Linked DNA regions of Homo sapiens: region 2 is linked to region 1. A link is an interaction called in ENCODE POLR2A ChIA-PET data of the cell type or tissue named here. Cell type or tissue: A673. All regions are shown on one strand. Links, peaks and the distances in the headings refer to the core of each region. The heading gives the core; the rest is flanking DNA.

Evidence for each region. Peaks named below come from ENCODE experiments on the same cell type or tissue, not always from the same donor. Only the 100,000 strongest peaks of a DNase experiment are listed, where the experiment ranks them.
Region 2: POLR2A ChIA-PET joins it to region 1 with 12 read pairs; 2 of 35 experiments call an interaction of 5 or more read pairs at or near these places.

What each region holds. Positions count from the first base shown.
Region 1 is chr11:129,539,572-129,550,594 of GRCh38, reverse strand. No RefSeq gene overlaps it. Among named protein-coding and RNA genes, the nearest start is that of LINC01395, 72 kb to the left of the region's middle. In A673, for the core only: CTCF peaks have their summits at 7,140 and 7,407; DNase peaks (open chromatin) are centred at 4,124, 5,684, 6,504 and 6,854; H3K4me3 peaks cover 1,157 bases; H3K27ac peaks cover 5,104 bases.
Region 2 is chr11:129,634,586-129,645,608 of GRCh38, reverse strand. No RefSeq gene overlaps it. Among named protein-coding and RNA genes, the nearest start is that of LINC01395, 23 kb to the right of the region's middle. RefSeq lists an enhancer at 5,230-6,429. In A673, for the core only: no CTCF peak of the experiment used is centred there; DNase peaks (open chromatin) are centred at 2,008, 6,088 and 7,258; H3K27ac peaks cover 2,420 bases.

The DNA.
Region 1 (11,023 bases), core at 1,970-9,969:
TGATGGCCTGAAGGCAAGAAGAGACAAACTGGGTTATTAGAAGATACATATCAAAACAAAACAAGGTTAGTGAGGACAGCTAAAAAATCCTAAGGTTGCCAGCACACCCAGATAACTGGTGGCTATAGCTATGCCTGCTAAGATTTGGGTGCATGGGGCTTGGCTTTGGTTAGCTCCATTGGTCTTATTTTTCCAAACAAAGAAACTCCTGGGTTATGGGGACCCTATTTACTCCTATCACCTGGCAGGATTTGCAGGATAATTACCCAGAACTAGAATATTGATCTAGATTTTTTATATTAACCCTCCCTTTTGTCTCTTCTGAGCTGCAGCTGGAGGTCACTGATTGGTTCAGAGGGATAAGCAGGCTTAGTTGAAAATGTAGGCAAAAACTTAAGAACAACTAATGAAATTAGAATTTAATGACAAATGTATGATAAGTTTTGAAACATAACTTTTCTCTTCTCCAGTCCTCATTTTTGTCAAAAGCAAATCATGATAAGACTGAGTTGTTTGCAAAATAGACTTTAGTCTTATACTTGGCCTGATTATTTGCATAAAGTGCAGCAAGAATAATTATTTTTCACATAGGCTTTTAAATTGGTTTTGGTGGAACTCTGTTCCACAAGAAATCTCAGATAAGGCCTTTTAAAGCTGAGCCCAGCCATGGGTTTGTATTATCAAATACCTATGAATTGGTTAAATTACTCTCTTCTTGAGGTCCCAAGAACATGGGGCTCCTGGGCCTGTTAGAAAGTGACATTCTTTACTCACCACAGGTTAAGAACCCTGTACAGTGACTGTATAGATGAGATATGAGGCCAGTTTTCCCAAGGAGCTCTTATTGGCTCTGCAAGTCAATCTAGATTCCTTAAAGGGAAGCACATCCTTCCAGTCAAAGCTTTGGTAAAACAATCAGTTTCTCCAATTGTGTCCTGTTGCAAAAGAAAATGGATTCCTACTGCACTGAGGCTAATAACTATATTGCCATAGGTTAAGAATACTCACAGATAGTTTCCAAATTCTGGAGAAGCCAGGCAGAGAGAAACAAATATGCTCCAAATTTTGTTCACAGGAGTATACCTTACTCAATTATTAAAGACTGTAAATAGCTCAAAATAGAAGTTTCCTTGATTCTGAAAAACAAAACAAGAATCAGCAATGTTTTAAGCAAAAGGTTGAAAAGATTACTTCAGTTTTCTATTAGTTCAGTCCATTCTGTTAACTCTTGTTCTGCTTGATATTCATGGACATTTCAGCTCTTCATGAGTCCTGTACATTTTTCCTTTATTCCAGTGTCACAATGTCCAAAGTTATCAGAAACCTGCATTTGAGAGCACTTGCCAAAGTCCTATAGCTGATTATAAACCATCTTTTGAAAAGGATCAAAGCAAGACAACAACCGTCTGTGAATGACAAAATATCCAGGGTAGTTACAGTCAAACATGATTGACAAATAAATGTGGTGATTTCTATGGTTTATAATAACTTAACATAATAATCTTAATTATGATTGATAGCATATACTCAGACATTAGATTTTAGAAATCCCATACAATTTTGGAACACATATTATTATTATTCACTAAAATATAACCTAAAGAAGATTAAACATCACTTTGGCAATCTCATGTACCTAAACATGTCAAATAATCCTATTTACCTCTCTTTTGGATGCTCCAGGGGTCCTGCATAGCATCCAAAAGCTAGGGGTCAGAAAAAACAATTTTTGAAGCTGAAGTTCAATTTTGGAAAGCCTCTTAAATATGTTAGATGTTCAAAGCATTTGATATATGAAATAAAATTCCGGGTTACCACAAGTCATTTAGCCAAAATGATGACTCAAGAATTTTTTTTTAAAGGCAAAAAACTTTCATTGTCCTTTACTATTACATGAAAATCTTGTTCAAGGGAGAGAAAGGCAAACTTTACCCTTGTATTAGTCAACTATTAATGTCAACCCCAATTTTTAAATGAAACCTTATAGATAATTTGTCTGATCTTAACCAGTTTGACCATGAGGTGAGATTCTTATAAACCTTTTATAACCCTTTATAAATTTTTGTTAAAGATCAGACTAGTGCCTTAAAACCTTGTTGTGCTTGTATTTCAATCCAGTCTGAGGATTTACCTGGGACAGTTTCCAGCTTGAAGGTGGGGTTTCACCAGGGATCTGCCCCTATCTGCCTAGGCATTTGTCTGCCTCCTGCCTCTATCACTAAGCCTCTGGGCCTCTGTTGGAAGGGGCTGAACAAAAGACTTTTAAAATGCATTTGAGGCCTTCTTCCCCTTGGCTTGAATATTAGCACTTGGTTCTCTTTCAGTCATGCTAGTCTCTTTGGCAAGTACTCCACAGCCTTCTTGAATTCCTCCCCTCAAAATGCTGCTGCTTTTTCTAGCACATGACCATCCTGCAAATTTATCAAACTTTTGTGCTCTGCTTTTCTTTTAAATATAAGTATCAACTTTTATTTGCTTCTACATCTGATCATAGGTTGTTAAAAACAGCCATGCCACCTCTTGAATGCTTTACTGCTTATTAATTTCTTTTTCCAAATGCGGTAAGTCATCACTTTTAAGTTCAACCTTCCACAGATCCCTAGGACTTTGACACAATGCAGCAAAGCTTTTTTCTAGTGTGAAATATGAGTGACCCTTACTCCTGTTTCCTATAACTTCCTCATTTCCATCTGAGACCTTGTCGGTCTGGACTTCACTGTCCATATCTCTATTAGCATTTTGGTCACAACCGTTTAGCCATTCTGTAAGAAATTCCAAACTTTGCCTTGTCTTCATATTTTCTGAGTCCTCCAAACCCTTCCAACTTCTGCCCATTACCCAGTTCCAAGGCTGCTTCCACATTTTCAGGTATTTTTATAGCAATGCACCGCTCCTCAGTACCAATTTTCTGTGTTAGTTCGTTCTTGTATTGATATAAAGAGATGTCTGAGACTGGGTAATTTATAAAGAAAAGAGATTTAATTAGCTCACAGTTCTACAGGCTGTACAGGCAGCATGATACAAGCATCTGCTTCTGGTGAGAGCTTCAGGAAGCTTCCAATCATGGCAGAAGGTGAAGGGAAAGCCAGTGTATCACATGGTGAGAATGAGAACAAGAACAAGAGCAAGGAGGTTCCAGATTCTTTTTTTTTTTTTTTTTTTTTTTTTGAGATGGAGTCTCACTCTGTTGCCAGGCTGGAGTGCAGTGGCACAATCTTGGCTAACTGCAACCTCTGCCTCCTGGATTCAAGCAATTCTCCTGCCTCAGCCTCTCAAGTAGCTGGGACTACAGGTGCATGTCACCATGCCCAGCTAATTTTTGTATTTTTAGTAGAGACGGGGTTTTACCATGTTGGCCAGGATGGTCTCGATCTCTTGACCTCATGATCTGCCTGCCTCAGCCTCCCAGAGTGCTGGGATTACAGGCGTGAGCCACTGTGCCCGGCCGGTTCCAGATTCTTTTAAACAACTAGATCTTCTGTGAGCTGAGTGAGAATCTACTAATTATCAAGGGGTTTGTCCTAAACCATTCATGAGGCATCTGCCCCCATAATCCAATACCTCCCACTAGGCCCCACCTCCGACATTGGGGATCATATCAACATGAGATTTGGAGGGAACAAACATCCAAACTACATCAGTTGGGTGAGATCCTTCACTCATTCTTTAAACTATGATTTTCTCTTGGTGGTTGTGTGATTTTTGGCAAATTACCTAACTCCCTGTACCTCAGTTTTCTTATTTATAAAATGGAGATATTAGTATTAGTATAAAATGGGGATATTTTAGGGATACTATGCAGATTAAACAAGTTCATACAGGCAAAGTATTTTGAAAGCACCCAGGATTGAATGTGTTCACCCTTGTTTCAGCCTATATCTTCTTACCTTCTGCCCTTTCTCTAATGAAAATGTTCACCCCTTTTTCCACTAATCCATTCAAAGTAGTGGAAAGTTGAATTTCTCATTCTTCAAGGCTCGGTTTAATTACTATCCTATTTATGTAGACAAAAACTCTCCATCTCTAAATTCCTATAATACTTACAAGTCAGAACCACTCCCCTTGATTCCTTAAGTAAGAGCTGTAGTCACTAACAGCTGTGGTCATTATAATTTATGACTCTTCTCTTTAGGTTTCTTGTCACGCTGATTACATTAATTGAAAATAGCATCATGTTTCTCATAGCAGGTCTGATGAAGGATCTCATTTAAAATGTTAAGCAGTTTAAACTCTACACCATGGTTTCTCAATGTCTGCTGCACATTTGAATTCCAGGGTTTTAGAAAAAAATCCCAGCCAGGCGCGGTGGTTCACTCCTATAATCCTAGCACTTTGGGAGGCTGAGGCGGGTGGATCACCTGAGGTAAGGAGTTTGAGACCAGCCTGGCCAACATGGTGAAACCCTATTTCTACTAAAAAATACAAAAATTAGCTGGGCGTGGTGGCATGTGCATGTAGTCCCAGCTACTCAGGAGGCTGAGGCGGGAGAATCGTTTGAATCTGGGAGGCGGGGGTTACGGTGAGCCGAGATTGTGCCACTGCACTCCAGCCTGGGCAACAGAGTGAGACTCCATCTCTAAAATAAAATAAAATAAAATCCCAATGCCCAGGCCAATCCCATATCCTGGACCAGTTAAAACAGAAATTCTGGGGTGGGATTCATGTATGAGTATATTTTAAGTTCCCCAGATTCACACTTAGATTCTGAGAACCACTGCTCTCTTTTGAAAGTAAGAGGGATAATTTAAATGGAAGGCTTTAAGCATCATCCTGAAGGTGTTTGCCAGGTACAAACCTGGCGGTGAAGGATGGAGATTGCAGAATTCTAGAGAGAGGAAGAAGCAGCTGCAGAACATGGCACTGTGAAAGACTGCATCCTGTTGATAGAATAGTGTTAAGTTCAAAGCAGCTCTGGTATGGGGAATGGTGAGGAGAGGTAGGAGATGAGTAGCTTGGGTCAGCGCACAAGAGTTTTTAATCTTTGAGCGTTTAAGGTTGGGTAGTGATCAAATCTGACTTGTGACCTGCAAAGGTCCATTTTGGAAAAAATAAGAGGGTTGTTTGGAGGAGGGGACTAGACTGGAAGAGGCAAGAGACGAGTTAACAAATTCTTCCAAGGTCGCCATGCAAGATGACCAGGGCCTGGACCAAAGCAATGAGACATGGAAGTGACATCGCTAAGCCAAAGTCCCTTGAGTTCACTTTAATGAGAGCAGAGCAGAGCTGCTCTTGGCCACTTGGGATTCTTCTCCCAGGTGCAGCTTTCTTGTTGACCTGAGCAGCATGTCCACTGAAGTGCTTCTCAAGGAGGGAGCTTCTCAGTCATCACTCAGAACTCCATGCAGCCCCTTGCTCTGTCCATCCCAACTGTTCCCACCCCTTCATTAATTCATCTTCCATATCTCTCTATTTCTCACCATGTCCAGAGTCATGCCCTTCATGCATCTGGGTGGTAGTTACCTCCTGCAGGGATAATGATGGCCCTTCTACCTGCCCAGGGTTCCACCTTTAACACAAACCCATGACTCAAACTCCAGATGTAGACACTCCTGCCATCTCCCCCTTGTTCTTAGGCATTTGGAGATGAGAACTGTTTCACTGTCCTCTTCTACCACTCTGAGCTTTATGGTCTTCTTCTGGGGATTCTGGGCTACTCAAACCCCCCTCCTGTTTTCCTTGGCAGTGTTCCCCAGTTAACCTGCCCATCACCATCCCTTCATTCCACTTCCTACTTTCATTCCACCCTTCTCCCTTATAACATGCTCTCCTGGATAAAGTACTGTCTTTGGAGTGAGACAGACCAGGGTTTGAATCCTAACTCCACCGTTTACCTGGACAACTCACCCAGCATTTCTTATTTCACTATCCTAGATAATAAAATGAAGACAGCACATTTTGTTTCACAGAGTCGTTGCAGGGAATAATTAATACAATCTGTCTAAAGTATCTAGTCAGAGGCTGATTATCTCCTTCCCCCTACAGAGACTGAGACCTTATTCATTTTGCCACTTCTGTCTCACTTCCCCCTTCTCTCCTTTTATTCTTCCCTTCCTAGTACCCTGGTAAGATTTATAGAAAAGAACTCTGAGGCTCCAGCCTCATCTTTGCTACTAGCCTGGTAGTAAGACCTTCAGCAAATCACTTCTTTCTCTGAGCCTCAGTTTCTTCATCTATAAAAGAAGGCACTGCAGTAGGTCACCTCTAAGGTCCTGTGCCCCTGAAACATGCTGTGAGGTAAAGCCAGTGTGAAATCCCATCTCCTTCATGGGGTCTTTCCCACTGTTAAAAATAGTGGCGACTTCTTCTCCTTCATGCACAATCCACCGCCTTGTTGCAGCATGTTCCTTCTGTTGTATTTTTGCTCCTCACATTAAAAATGTTTATCCTTAGGATTTATGTGAGAAGGGCTGGGGGCAGGGTGGTAGAATTATTTCTGCATGTTGATAGGAAGAGTCTTAGCTCTGCAAGGGCAAAAATGTTGCCCTCAAGGGGAAGAGCTGTCCTTTCTAGAGACTGTATCCTCTCCAGCCCTACCCTTATAGGAGGCTGATGACAGAGCTTAGACGAGTTTAAGACACAGCCTGAAACAATCTCCCTCCCTCCCTGCCTCCCTCCCTCCCTCCCTCCCTTCCTTCCTTCCTTCCTTCCTTCCTTCCTTCCTTCCTTCCTTCCTTCCTTCCTCCCTCTCTCCCTCCCTCCCTCTCTCCCTCCTTCCCTCCCTCCCTCAGTGTAGGCTCACAAGAGATATATGAAAACATTTAACTAAAATACATTTCAATCTATAGATTCAACATAATCCACTTATATGTTCATGCATTCTTTCCTTCATTTAACAAATTGTTGTTGGACATCTATTATGTGTGAAGTACTGTGCTAAGCTCTAAGGTTGTAAACATGAATAAGACATGGATTTTGCTTTCCAGGAATTTACTGTCTACTTTATTTATTTAACAAAAATCTTATTATGGTGTGCCACACTGGGCTCACTAGAAGCAGTCAGTATGGAGTGCGAGATGTTTATTGGGGGTCAAAGCCTGTGAAAGGAAGAAGGAAGAAAGCAGAAATGGGCAGCAGAAGTTGAACCCTGATGCAGGCCTGATGGAATCCCAGGAACCCAGCAGTGAGCTCTGGAGCCAGAACTGCTCATCAGAGTCATCCCCCGTGGCCCAAATATGAGGTCTTTATGCCCCTGTGTGTTCGTTTCCTAGGGCAGCTATAACAAGCTATCACAGACTACGTGGCTCAAAACAACAGAACTTTGTGTTTCCACAGTTCTAGGGGCCAGAGTCTGGAATCAAGGTGTTGGCAGGGCTGTGCTCCCTCCAAGGCTCTGGGGAGAACCGTTCCTTTCCTCTTCCAGCTCTGGGTGGCTCCTGGCATTTTTTGGCTTGTGGCCACATCACTACAGTCTCTGCCTCTGTCTTCACCTGGCCTTCTCTGTGGGCTGTCTCAAATCTCCCTTTGCCTTTTACATATTTGTTTTATTTAGTTTGTGTCTAGAAGACTTTGTTTTTTTAGAGCAATTTTAGGCTCACAGAAAAATTGAGAGAAACATATTGAGACTTCCCATGTACCTCTGCCCCCACACAGGCACGGCCTCCCCATTATCAACACCCCCACCAGAGTGGGCACTTGTACAATTGATAAAGCTGCATTGACACATCGTCATCACAAAAGCTCATCGTTTACATTAGGGTTTACTTTTGGGTGTTGTACATTCTTAGGTTTAGACAAATATATAATAACGTGTATTTGACATCCCTGTGCCTTTTTCCTGTAAGGGCATCTGTCACTGGACTTAAGGTTCATCCTGAATCCAAAATGATCATATCTCAAGATTATTAGCTTGGTGGATTGGATAAAGAAAATGCAGTACATATATGCCATGGAATACTACACAGCCATACAAAATAATGAAATTATGTCCTTTGCAGCAACATGGATGGAACTGGAGGGTATTTGAATTTACACAGGAACAGAAAACCAAATACTGCATGTTCTCACTTATAAGCAGGAGCTAAACAATGAGTACACGTGGACACAAAGAAGGGAACAATGGACACTGGGGCCTACTTGTGGGTGGAGGGTGGGAGGAGGGTGAGGATTGAAAAAACTACCGATTGGGTATGATGCTGATTACCTGGGTGACAAAATTATCTGTACACTAAATCCCTGTGACATGCGATTTACTCATGTAACAAGCCTGCAGAGGTACCCCCTGAACCTAAATTAAAAGTTGGAAAAAAAGAAAATTCTTAATTACATTTCCAGAAACGCTTTTTCTAAAAAAGGTCACGTTCACAGGTTTTAGGGTTGGGACATGGATCTGTCTTTCTGGGGCCACCATTAAACCCACTGAACTCTGCTTTACTGTACCAAATGTGGACTGCCTCAAGAAGGGTTACCTTCAGAGATACTGCTCTATGCAACTGAGGCTGCTGCTAAAGTTGCTGACAGCTGAAGACTGTCTGATGACCATGTTCCCTGCAGACAGGAAACAATTGTTTCCTTGAAAGAGTATCTGGATGCTATGTCTTCTTAACTACAACATATGGCCCATATTTCCATGCTAGAAATAAAAAACAAAGTGGTTACTAAAGTCAAACAGAGTCCCTGTCCTCACCACCCTTGCAGTCTAGCAGGGGGAGATAATTAACCCCACAGCTACAGATAAATTCACTTCAGTGATAAGTGCTACCAAGAAGAGGTACATGTGACCGTAAGAATATGTAAAGGGGAGACCTGCTGGAGCTTTCTCTGAGAGCAGAGAACAGTATTTAGGATAGAGGGGATAGTATGTGCAAAGGGTGAATCATCATGCATTCAGGAAAGTGAAAGGAAGCCAGTGAGGCTAGAGTTAGAGAGCAAAGAGCGGCAAGATGTGGCATGAGACTGGGGAAGGTGGGGACCATTCCAAGAGGGGCTTTGGGGCATGTAGAGGTTTGACCTTTATCCTTAGAACAACAGATTTTTTTTTCTTTTTAAGATAGAGTCTCACTCTATCACCCAGGCTGGAGTGCAGTGGCACAAGATTTCAGCTCATTGCAACCTCTACCTCTTGGATTCGAGCGATTCTCCCACCTCAGCCTCCCAAGTAGCTGAGATTACAGGTGAGTGTCACCACACCCAGATAATTTTTGTAGTTTTAGTAGAGATGGGGTTTCACCGTGTTGGCCAGGCTGGTCTCAAACTCCTGGCCTCAAGTGATCTGCCCACCTCAGCCTCCCAAAGTGCTGGGATTACAGGCGTGAGCCACCATGCCCATCCAGAACAACAGAATTTGATTGAAGAGTTTCAAGAAAGGAAATATGGTAAGTCAAGGGTTGAGAGCGACCAAACTAAAAATTGCATTTGAAGGAGAGATGCATATTGCCATGTGATATGGTTTGGCTGTGTCCCCACCCAAATCTCAACTTGAATTGTATCTCTCAGAATTCCCATGTGTTGTGGGAGGGATCCAGAGGTAGGTAATTGAATCACTGGGGCTGGTCTTTTCCATGCTATTCTAGTGATAGTGAATAAATCTCATGAGATCTGATGGGTTTTTCAGGGGTTTCCACTTCTGCTTCTTCCTCATTTTCTCTTGCCACTGCCATGTAAGAAGTGCCTTTTGCCTCCTGCCATGGATTGTGAGGCCTTCCTAGCCACGTGGAATTGTAAGTCCAATTAACATGTGAAAGCAGCGTGAAAACAAACTAATACAGTAAATTGGTACCAGTAGAGTGGGGTATTGCTGAAAAGATACCTGAAAATGTGGATGCAACTTTGGAACTGGGTAACAGGTAGAGGTTGGAACAGTTTGGAGGGCTGAGAAGAAGACACGAAAATATGGGAAAGTTTGGAACTTCCTAGAGACTTGTTGAATGGCTTTGACAAAAATGCTGATAGTGATATGAACAATAAGGTCCAGGCTGAGGTGGTCTCAGATGGAGATGAGGAACTTGTTGGGAATGGGAGCAAAGGTGACTCTTGTTATGTTTTAGCAAAGAGACTGGCAGCATTTTGCCCCTGTCCTAGAGATTTGTGGAGCTTTGAACTTGAGAGAGATGATTTAGAGTATCTGGTGGAAGAAATTTCTAAGCAGCAAGGCATTCAAAAGGTGACTTGGGTGCTGTTAAAAACATTCCAATTTAAAATGGAAATGGAGCATAGGAGTTCAGAAAATTTGCAGCCTGACAATGCAGTAGAAAAGAAAAACCCATTTTTTGAGAAGAAATTCAAGCTGGCTGCAGAAATTTGCATAAGTTAGCAAGGAGCCTAATGTTAATCCCCAAGACCACAGGCAAATGTCTCCAGGCCATGTCAGAGACCTTCAAAGCAGCCCCTCCCATCACAGGCCCAGAGGCCCAGGAGGAAAAAGTGGTTTTGTAGGTCAGGCCCAGGGTCCGCATGCTGTGTGCAGTGTAGGGACTTGGTACCCTGTGTCCCAGCCACTCCAGCCATGGCTAAAAGGGGCCAACGTAGAGCTCGGGCTGTGGCTTCAGAGAGAGTGGAAGTCTCAAGCCTTGCCAGCTTCCACATGGTGTTGAGCCTACAGGTGCACAGAAGTCAAGAATTGAGGTTTGGGAACTTCCACCTAGTTTTCAGAAGATGTCTGGAAATGCCTGGGTGCCCAGGCAAAAGTTTTGCTGCAGGGGTGGGGCCCTCATAGAGAACCTCTGCTAGAGCAGTGTGGAAGGGAAATGTGGAGTCAAAGTCTCCGCACGGAGTCCCTACTGGGGCACTGCCTAGTCAAACTGTGAGAAGAGCGCCACCATTCTGCAGACCCCAGAATGATAGATCCCCTGGCAGCCTGCACCATGTGCCTGGAAAAGCCACAGACACTCAAAGTCAGCCCATGAAAGCAGCCAGGAGGGAGGCTCCACCCTGCAAAGCCACAGGAGTGGAGCTGCCCAAGACCATGGGAACCCACCTCTTGCATCAGCATGACCTGGAAGTGAGATCTGGATTCAAAGGAGGTCATTTTGGAGATTTAAAATTTCACTGCCCTGCTGGATTTCAGACTTGCATGGGCTCTGTAACC
Region 2 (11,023 bases), core at 1,408-9,407, 96 kb before region 1:
AATATTTCTCAGTCTCCTCTGGACTCCCCTTAGGTGGGAAGGAATGACTAGGGTGTGCTTGAGTTGGGTATTTTCCTTCTCCCACGGGGAAGGCTAGGGCTAGCTGTAGTTGGGTGTTTTCCTTCCCCTAGGTCAGTAAGACTCTGATAAAACCCCTGCAGTTTAGGTGCTAGTTAAATAGTTTCTCCTGAGGGCATATCTTGTTAAAAAGAACAGAGTGCTCTGGCATATTTCAAAATGATTCCTCTCTTTCCTTCTGCCAGGAGCACAAGGAGATTTTCCCCCCAGTATTCACCATGAGAAACTGGTCAAGCTCTTGGAGGTAAAACTCACAAAAGTGTGCCCCCAACCTCGACCCCTGTTACTGGGTTTCTCTGGTGTTTTTAACTCCTAAACTTATCCATACTCAGCCTCCAGCAATTCATGGTTTCCTCTCCAGGTGCTGGATCTCACAGAGGTTTGCTCATGGGTTTCTGCTCCGGTTAGTTGTGACTCTCTGTATCTGCCTGTCTAGCTCTCCAATTTTGAGAGCAGCAGTTTGCCCTGTGACCTCATTTCTCTTACAGATCTAAGAAGAGTTGTTGGTTTTTTAGTTTGTTCAAATTTGTACTTGTTGCTGCAGAATGACAACTTTTAAGCTTCTTAGGTACAGAACCAAAGCTGGAACCCTGATACATTTCTATTAGAGCACTTGTGTCATTCCTCTTTGAATTTTTGTTAATTGATGAACTCAAGTTTCTCACACTGAGGGTAACTTTTTGAGGTCAGGCACATTTTATTCATCTTTACCTCCTACACATACGTGACTTTTGCACCAACGTATTAACACACAACAGACATCCAAATATAATTGTGAAGAACAGACATAATGAATGCATAAATTAGTGAATAAATGACACTTTTCATCATCATTTTAATACTCTCCAACTTCACTTTCCGATAAAACCTCATTTCTATTCAAACATCTTATTCTATTCAAAGGATTCCCAGTATAGAAAAGCATAGCCTTGTTCAGAGTTACAGAAGGTCAGCCAAGGTCAGATCTGTGGATAGCTGACAACCACATCTTCTCTGTTCTCCAGAGAGTGTGAGACACAGGACGCCTCCCATAAGGAGGCAGTGTGTTATGTATTTTACAGGCTTTTTGTATACTCACTCTTTTTGTTTCAGACGGAGTGAGCTAGTGCTTGTGAAATGTTGAGAGTGGGAGCACCTTCAAGACAGTGGTAGAACACAGGAGGCCCTTGTGCAGACTTTCAATTCTCAGTGCTGGTAGAGCTTCTCTTGCTCCACCTGAAATATTCCTGCGACTCCAATCATGAGTGGAGACATATAACAATACTGAGCTTATGTTCTAGAGTGTGTGTGTGTGTGTGTGTGTGTGTGTGTGTGTGTGTGTTACCACCTGTGTCCTTGGGAAAAGCAAAATAGCACTCTATGCATAAGTCTGCCTTAATACCTACCGATTATATGGAAACTGTTTGCGTGTCTGCCTTCCCTTCTAAATTGTGGATTGCTTGAAGGTTGGTGTTCTGTCTTCATCATTTGCACTCTAAGAGCCAACAGAGTTAATGTCTGCTGAATCAGATGATGAAAGATGAAGCATGGAACACGATGCCCACAAACAGTCCAACTGCTTTTCGGGGCCAGGATCTGTGTCTGTCGTTAGCTCAAGTCTCTAAAGATGCAGCGGCCCCTTGCTCCTCTTCCCGACAGGAAAGGCAGATATCAAACCTACTGCCTATCTCTTTGCTTGGCTTAATTCTCTATTCTTTGTTCATAGAACTTAAGTAGGTCTATTCCCACCTCTGAGAGCTAGAACCAGTTTGGGGTTTCTTCATGAAGTGTGTGGCAATGGTGTCCCTAAATAGCTTTGGGTGATGAAAGAAATTGGCTTGGGAGAGACGCCTCCCTGTTTGTCTTCTCAGTCTTGGGAGTGGGCCCCAGTAGGGCTTTGCCCCAACCCTGGCCTCTCTCTGCTCGGGGCTATGAGGTGCTCAGCATGGTGCATTCTGAGTGTGTGAAAAGAGGAAAGGGAATATGAGTCAGAGAAATAATTCCTAGGGCCAACCTCACCCTAGAATTGTTTCATCAAAATGGAGAGGTTGAACACTGGGGAACAAGCCCTTTGCCAAAGTCTCCACACTGTTCCGACTTGCCTTTGACTTGAGGACTCAGCAAACATTGACAGAGGGCTGACGAACCAAGAAGGGCTTGATTTACAGAGCACTCCTCTGTCCCAGGAAGAAACCAAACACTGTAGATCACTAGGAGATGACCGAGGTTCTAAAGTGCCTATAAACAATATGAGCTGGCCTTACTCCTCACACTGCCTGGAGTCAGTTTCCAATGGGCAGCGTGCCCTCCTAAGAGGCAGGACAGAGAGAAACAGCTTCTGTACACCATGAGATGACTCAGATGAAGAGTCACATCAGTCACTGTCTTCTTCCAGGAAGAAGTCTTGATATCACTGGGGGGAGTTTCATAATAGCTTCTGCTGTCTGTCACCCAGCTTTAGGGGGTTTCTGTCAGTACTAGGCATTGTGATGTTTAATGGTATGAAGGAGGAGAGTCTAATTTTTACAGCCTAGCCCCAACAGCACAAGCACCTCGGTTACTACAATATTTTCTCAGACAGTCCGCCCCGTGAATGTAACCATAGCCCACTTCCCTAGGATATTGGAGTGCCACATGTATTCTTTTTTTTTTGAGACGGAGTCTTGCTCTGTTGCCCAGGCTGGAGGGCAGTGGCGCGATCTCGGCTCACTGCAAGCTCCGCCTCCTGGGTTCAAGCCATTCTCCTGCCTCAGCCTCCCGAGTAGCTGGGACTACAGGCACCCGCCACCACACCTGGCTAATTTTTTGTATTTTTAATAGAGACGGGGTTTCACCGTGTTAGCCAGGATGGTCTCGATCTCCTGACCTTGTGATCCTCCTGCGTCGGCCTCCCAAAGTGGCCACATGTATTCTTTCTAGTGGTGACTCAAAACACCTATAGAAGAGGATCTATCTATCTACACACACACACACACACACACACACACACACACACACACACACACATACTTTGTTTACATCAATGAGATACTCATCTGGGTTTTATGGATATGAAATCTGGGATTCTTTTATCTTTCTTAGTCAGTTATTCCAGTTGTATTTTATAGTATTTGTTTTGGCTTAGTTTCTTCCTTCTAGATTATTTAACGACCTCATCAGCCTGGGAATTTAAAAGATATACCTTGTGATTATCTGTTTAGCTGAAATGTACTTGTGTGTTTATTTGCTTACTTAATTTCTTGGGACTTTGGAGGTGGGACTGGTACTAGTGGCTCTGGGGTTAGTAACAGTGGTCCTACAGTTCCTTGGCTCTCTAGGATTCTGGAAGGAAAGTTGTTTAAGAATTAACCTAACTGTATTTCTAGCAGAAGCACAAAAGATCACATGGAATTCAAACAGTGAGACTCTCAGTAGCATAAGAGAGCATGTCACTACTTGTCTCTGGATTCCAGTTTCCTATAAAATGAAGGGGTTGGCCTAAATGACAGAGGTCTCCTGCTAGCTCCATCTATCTACCCACTCATCCATCCCCAGCAGGTTAGTACATCCCTCAGCTTCTCAGACAGGAGAGGTGATTGGGTTCATCCCTTTCTGAAGAATCTCCAAAGCACAGCCAAAGCTGGGAAGGAAGACCCATATGAATACAGGCGGATGCCCTATTTCTTCTGAGGAAAACCATGAAGAACAGCTCCAACAGAGGAGCCTGGACTACAACCCTGGGCAGGCAGCTCCACCCACCCGTCCACAGGTGACCTTGGTCCTCCTTACATTTACAGAGTATGACAGCAGGAACGTCTGTGGTGATCATCTGTCAACTGTAATTTTGGAACATGATATGAGCTGGGATCAACTTTTATTAAGCCCGAGGCCATCTTTTCTCTTGAGAGTTAATCCAAAGATTACCTGCTAAATGCAGAAATTCAGCGCCAAATCAGACGAAATACACAAATGTGGTCCCTTCCCTCTAAGAGCCTATAATCTAAATTAAACAGCATACATTGATAATGGGAAATTGTGGGCAGCTTTCAAGAGAATTGAATCAAATATTGAGATTACATCTTGGCCTCAGGTTAATGGCTTTTAGTGTACTTGGGGGGGGTCAAGGGTTATGGGTTTAGAACCTGACCAGTGCTCTCAGCAGGAAAAGTCACAATGTGTAGCCAGTCGGTTAGGAAAGGTTCCACGCTGGAGAGAATCCCAGGAGGTCAACAGGGAGTAGCAGGGCATTTGGGAGGAGGCAGGTGGTGCAGGGGGAAGTCAAAGGCATATGGGAAGAGCTCACATAACGAGGACCAGCATTTTCCAGAACCGTACAGTACTTGGCCACTTGAATTAAGGCACTGCCAAGTTCACTCTCTTTCTCTCATTATTCAGATGTCTCTGGAAATTCCACTTCCTAGGATGCATCTGATTACACCCAGTCTCTTCACCTTTGCATATGGTATTAGAATTTAAACGAACATGTTAAATTTGCTCTATCTAAATTTGCACCGGCCACTGGCAACTATTTCCATTTTAGTGGTTTAGTAAGTTATATCTACTGTATTCTTTCAGCAGGCAAACAATACACACCATACAGCCAGACAATGTTAGAGAAGGAAGAAAGGTTAACTCCTCCCACTCACTCATTTCACAGATGGGAACACGGATGTTCCCAGAGACTTGGTAAAACTTGCCTGGTCCATGACTTTGGGAATACAGACATCCTCTGAGTGCGATGCTTTGTATACGTGGCCTGGAGTTTGCTTCCTGATGATGTGCTCCTTCCTGCCCAGGTAGCCTCGGTTGGGCTCCACTATCCCTGCTCCAGTACCCACTCCCAGCACTTAAGAATGTCTCCTGTCTGGCTCCAGCATGAAGGTAACAGAGAAGGAAGATCTGGATTTCCGGCAGATTAAGTGGAGGAGAGAAGAGAGGGACCGAGGAAGAAAAAAAAGGCCGTGGACAAATGAAAACTGTCTTGTGAACATAAAGTGATTGACATAGATCACATCACCTGGATTATGATGATTTAAAAGGCAGTTCACACACAGAAATCCCAGAAAGGTTTAGAGCAAAATAATGACTTTCAGAGAAGACTGTGAATTTGGATCTCTACATTCCAGTACACTTATGGGGGAAAAGAAAGTGCTTTTAACTTACAAGTATTCTGAATAGTCACTCTTTCGGAGTCTTTTTTTTTTTAATTGGAAAGTAACATTTTTCCATTAGAGGATTCAATTCTACTACTGCTGCAAAAGAATTATTTCTGGAGTCAGAATCAAATCAACCTTTATAATCAGTCTAATGAGTCAGACCCACTGATATATATTAGTGGACCTGGCTTCTGTTCTAGGTCAGGAACTGAGAGCTCCTGACACTTTGTAATAGTGTAATAGGGGATAAAATGTCAGAAATTTCAGTGAAAATGGAGGTTAAGTTGTGCATTTTAAAAGCAATTTTTAGGTATAAGGTAGTAAGTAGCTAGTACTTATGTGCCAGCAGTTCAGAAAGCAAAACCCAATGGCCAATTATTCTTTGCTTTGTACATTTGGGGACTATAAGCAGACGGACACTAAGGAGCACACATCCCTGGATTTATTTCTCAAAACATATCGCACATTCCTAATTTTCCTCACAGATCTTTTTAAAGATTACTCTCAGAATGTGCCCAAAGAGTCCCTGAACAAATGCTATTCATTTTGGTAAATATAACAAAAATCATTAGAAGATATCAGCATTTTAAATAGCGATTATAATCCGGTGGTTGACTTCTGTATTGCCCTGTTCGGTATCTATATGTTTTGTAAAGGCTTACATTGACTTGTTTACAGATATACCATTTGCATTTAGCTAATTGTGACGTCTGTGGTCATTTTCTATAAAGAGGTTGGTCTTTAAGCTGTTGGTAATGAATGTGGCTTAGTTTCTACTGGAAAATCTGATTCAGCTTACATCATTTTGACTTATAGCACCTTTGCCAGGAATGAAATCTAAGAGTGCAAGACTGCCTTGTTTTTCCCCAGGTCTGCAGAGGCCTGTTGCTTTTAATGGGTTGTGTGTAGGACACAAGGATGTGACTCATCTATCCACTTAAGAGTCATAAAACAGTAATGCAGACAGCTCAGCGTCAGTCATAACGTTCATTGTATGCACCATACTGAATGGGCATTACCATTTAGTTTTTGTTATTTTACAGGAAAGTGGGCATTGGTACCCAGTGGACAAACAAAATATTTATTAAGCTTATTGTCATCAATGTCATTAATATAACTGTTTTCAGTGAGCGTAGAACAAGTGTGTGGAGCTATTTGTTGTCAACTGAACATCCCTGCCACCCCTTCTAATGTCTCCCTGCTCCATGGAAGAGAAATCAGGACTGTAGTTGTAATTTGCAGAATTCTCTTCTCTGTGAGGTTCAGGAGAGACCATCCAGGAAGACGCACTTGTATGAGGAAGGAGGAAGGCAAGGCCAGTATTCTCCAGTGGCAGTTGTAGGCACACGCATGGAGAGATGTAAGGTTCAAAGCAGCTTTCAGATGAACTTTTGGAGAATTGCCTTTTGTGCTACGAGAGGGGATAGATGTCTAGAGCATCTCTCGACTCACAAGTTTTGCAGTTTTCCAGGTGAGCTCCTGGGAATCGTGTGCTTCAGTGCTCCAAGCAGAGTGTTAACAATGGCCTCCTTGACCTTTGCTTCCCTAACAGTTGCAGAAGCTTCACTTTCTTGTCTAAAACTATTAATATTTGGAAGACACAGAGTGGCTTCTATTTTCCTGATAAAAACGTGGCTGATATAAGAAGTAATTATTTAAAAATTAATAAAAAATTAGAAAAGGTAGAATGCATAAATCATAGATTAAAATAAACTGCCAGTGGGCTATGGTTACTATAAAAATAAGATGGTCAAAGGCTGATCAAATGGAAGAATGAATAAATAAAAGTCATTCAAATAATCAATCAATTATAGAACAATCAATTAAATATATTAAATATTAAGTTTATGTAATTATAATTTATCTATTATGTACATATTATATTTAATCTGTAAATATATATGATATATATATAACAACTAGGAATCTAGATTCGGTATCACACGATTAGTACCAAGCATGAAGTGAGCACAGCAAGCAGGAAGTAAGGCCAGGATGAAAGAACACATCCCAGCTAGAAACAGGAAATTAGAAGTTTGATTCACTTATTTATTCATGCAACAAATATTTTTGAGCACTTTCTACCCCAAGTACTGTGCTAAATGGTGGAGGATGCAACAAGAACAAGATAAACGGGTAACTGCTCTTGAGGTGCTTATGCTCTACTTGGGAATATGGACAAGTGAATAGCCAACTGTCATTGAGTGTGATGCGTGTCATGATGAGAGAAGTACATCGTGTTGTAGGAACACCTAGAGGCAGGAAGTAGGGTGTGGGGTGGGGAGGAAAAAAGACTTCCTGAGAAAGTGGCTTCTAAGCTGAGACTTGAAGGATGAAAGGAGGTTAATGGTCAAGGTGCATGGGGTAGAGGAGATGGAGGTTGAAGAGGGAGCTCAGAGACTGTTCTGGTAGGCACCCCATTGTCAGGTGGTAGTGGTGGTAAACTCCACAGGCAATGGGGAGATATCGCAGGGTTTTAAGTAGCAGAATGATATGATCAGGTTTATGATTTCAAATGATGCCTCTGGCTGTAGGTTCAAGAATGGATTTCAGTGAGCAACGTGGATGTGGGGAGAACAACTAGAGAGTGTTGTAACAGTCCACATACGAGATGTCCATAACTTGGACATGGCAGTGGGGATGGAGAGAAGTTAGCAGATACAAGAAATGTTTAGTCGATGACTGACAGAGAGGTTAGAGAATGGGAGAAGTCAAGGATGACTCATTTCACATATACAGAAACTGAAGCTTAGAGGGATTGCATAGCTCACCTAAGGTCACATAGCCCGGAACAGTGAAGTTGGGATTCAAACCTCAATTCGGTCAACTCTAGAGCCTTCAACTTTACCTCTAAGCTCTGTAGTGTATGGACCAGAACAGGCCACGAAGCCTCAAGTTTTAAAAAATCATTAGGATGAGGTCCTTGTGTCACACAAGTTGACTGTTTTGTATTAATGTGACAGAGTGGTTCTGCTGGGCTCTCTTCATCTCTTGTCATATCTGTACTGTATTTTTTCTACTTGATTTAACTTATTTTCATAATTTTTCCCTGTGTGTGTGTGTAAATGTTGTTGTAACTAAAGGAAAATGGAGTGGGGAAAGAAGAAGATTTCTCCTTCTCACTAAAATTTTGGTTTCAAGCTAAAGTAAAAACAGAAGGCATTTCTCCTTTACTTTTTACAGTATGTATATCTGTAGCTGTGGAAGTTCTAGAGGGTAAAAGCCACAACCAGCTGTCACGTTTTGTTTGCCAAAATGACTAAGATAATGGGTAAGGCTGAGAAAGCTGTAAAATAATTATCCCATATTGCTCCTAAACACCCACCTTTTCTGTTACACTTGAGATCTGTTAAACAAGTCTGAAATAGTTGGAAACAAATACTGACATGTCCGTGATTGTAACTCCCGTCTATTTGTGGATGAATGTCAAGCCTCCCACTCCTGAACAAACCCCTGCGCTGAGCTCCAAACACCCGAGGACATCCCCGGCCAAGTAACCCGGGCTCCTTAAACTTTATGTGCTGTGACAATCTCAGCTGAGCTAAGGCCCCTCGCTACCATCCCTCTGGCTGTAGGATCAAGAATGGATTTCAAAAGAGCAACATTACCACTACTACTACTATTGCTACCACCCCCAGCCTTTTTTCCTGAAACCTGTACCAACCAAGTCAACAAAACCAGATGCTTAGGAGCTAGTCTAGATTCCTCTTTCTCTCCTATTCCTCACATCTCGTCAGCCAGTAAATCCTGGCGATCCTATCTCTTAAATACCTCTTTAGTTTTTTCTTCCCTCTTCATTTCCACTGTGGTTGTCTTAGTACTGGCCACTGCTTCCAAATTCCTGACGGATATTAATTTTTGTGATGCAGAAACAAGAAAATGGAATGCCCAGTAATTTGCAAACTCATAAATTATTCTATATTTAGTGTGACTTATTACTTACGTGTTTTTAAAATAATAAAAATTGGTCATAATCATAAATAATGAAGAGTTTTTCTGTAACAGGGTTATACTAAAAATTTGAGAGGCTTTCTGTAAAGAAAGAAAAAGAGATAATAATAAATGCTTTGCTACTATTGCTATGAACCGAAACACTATGACACAATTATATATTTCAATAATATGCAAAAATGGCCTCTACCTAATATACACATTTGATAATAGAAAACATTAGAAGAGAAAATAAACACAAAATCAATGCCAAGTAAAGATTATTAGTACATTGAGTGATAATACAACAAATATTAAATATTTTTAAAATTATCCTTAATAAAATTGTAAGACACATAGGCATGAATTTCACTGTCAAATAGTTTTGGACAATATTAGGACAAATATTGCAAATGTAGAAAAATATCTTTCATCTTGTGTTACATTAATTGAATTGATTGATTAAAGATGTGTTCAAAAGCATCTTCAAATTGGGAGTCAGGGAACATGTTGCTTCAAATAAGTTCATTTCCTTTTTTAGCAATGAAAATATTTTATCTGCTTATTCTGGTTTTCATTTGTCCATTGAAAAATATACTATTTTTGTTAATTCAGATTTTAGGTCAGTTTCGGGTGGCTTACTAGAACATTATATAACAACATTAATTTATTCTCTTCGTAGTTTTGTTGGGCGGTCAACATACTTGGAAAGAACTTCAGTGAATAGCAGATATTTAAACACTAGAAAATGCCAACAATTCGGGCAATACTCAAATAACATGACATTCATATCTTCTAACAAGGTTACCATCACCCCTGTGGATTTGCATGACAAAATTGTCCATTTAGGGATTTATTTTGCTTCCGAAACTTGTATTTCTTGACACACTGCTTATAGGACTTATATAACAGTTACTGAATGTATAATCTTATTAATATTTATTTTATTTGCAAGAGTAACTGATTACCAGCAGACAGGGCTACCAACACACACTGACTCCATGGCCACAGCCCTAAGAAAGACTGATTAGGCTGTGGCTGCTTCTGTCTTACATGCCTCTGCCCCGTTTCCAGATATGTCAACCTTAATACTTGTCTCTGTGGCTCAGGGTTCCTGTTCTTACTTTTGGCTTGATGTCATTGGGTTCCTTTGAGCCAGTAATGTTTCTTTGTTAATTGTTAAGCTCTAATTCTCACAGGAGAATTATAATACTTTCATGTTTCTGATTTCTTGACTGATTTTTCTAAAATTTGGAACTTAGAAAAACATATAAATTTCTTGAGAAATGTCAGGAAAGAAGTCCCGCATGGAAACAGTATTACAGACCCTGTAATGTCTTAGTCAAATAATCACTATATAATACTGGTCTCTGGCCTCTTGCCATGTCTCCTTTCAGTCTAACCCTCCCACTGCTTATTCTGTAAAATGGACGTGAACTTAACAAATTGTGTTATAATTTTAAAATATGCTTGCCTTTTCCACGAGACTGCACATTTCTTAAAAGCAGGAACTGAGTCTTAGCTCTTGATCTCCAATGTCTAGCAATGAATTGACGCATTTTAGGTTCTCAATATATGCATGATAAATTGAGATGAATTAAATTGAATTTATTTGAAATAGAAAGATAGTGAGGACTTCTGGTTTTGGAAACCTGGTAGATTGAGACAATACATCTCTTCCATGACAATTGCCTGGGAATTCTAGATAACATACAGTAAAAACTTTAAAAACAGAGTTGAATTCAGAAGAAAACAACAAAGAAGGCTTTAGGTAGCACAGATAAGCAAAGACCCTGACAGCTAGAGCCATAAGCACTGAAGTTGAAGTGCAGCTTGTGGGCCAGGGCAGGGCTTGTGGGGAGGGAGTCTGCAGGGATGATGCAGTTTCAGATCAGGAATTA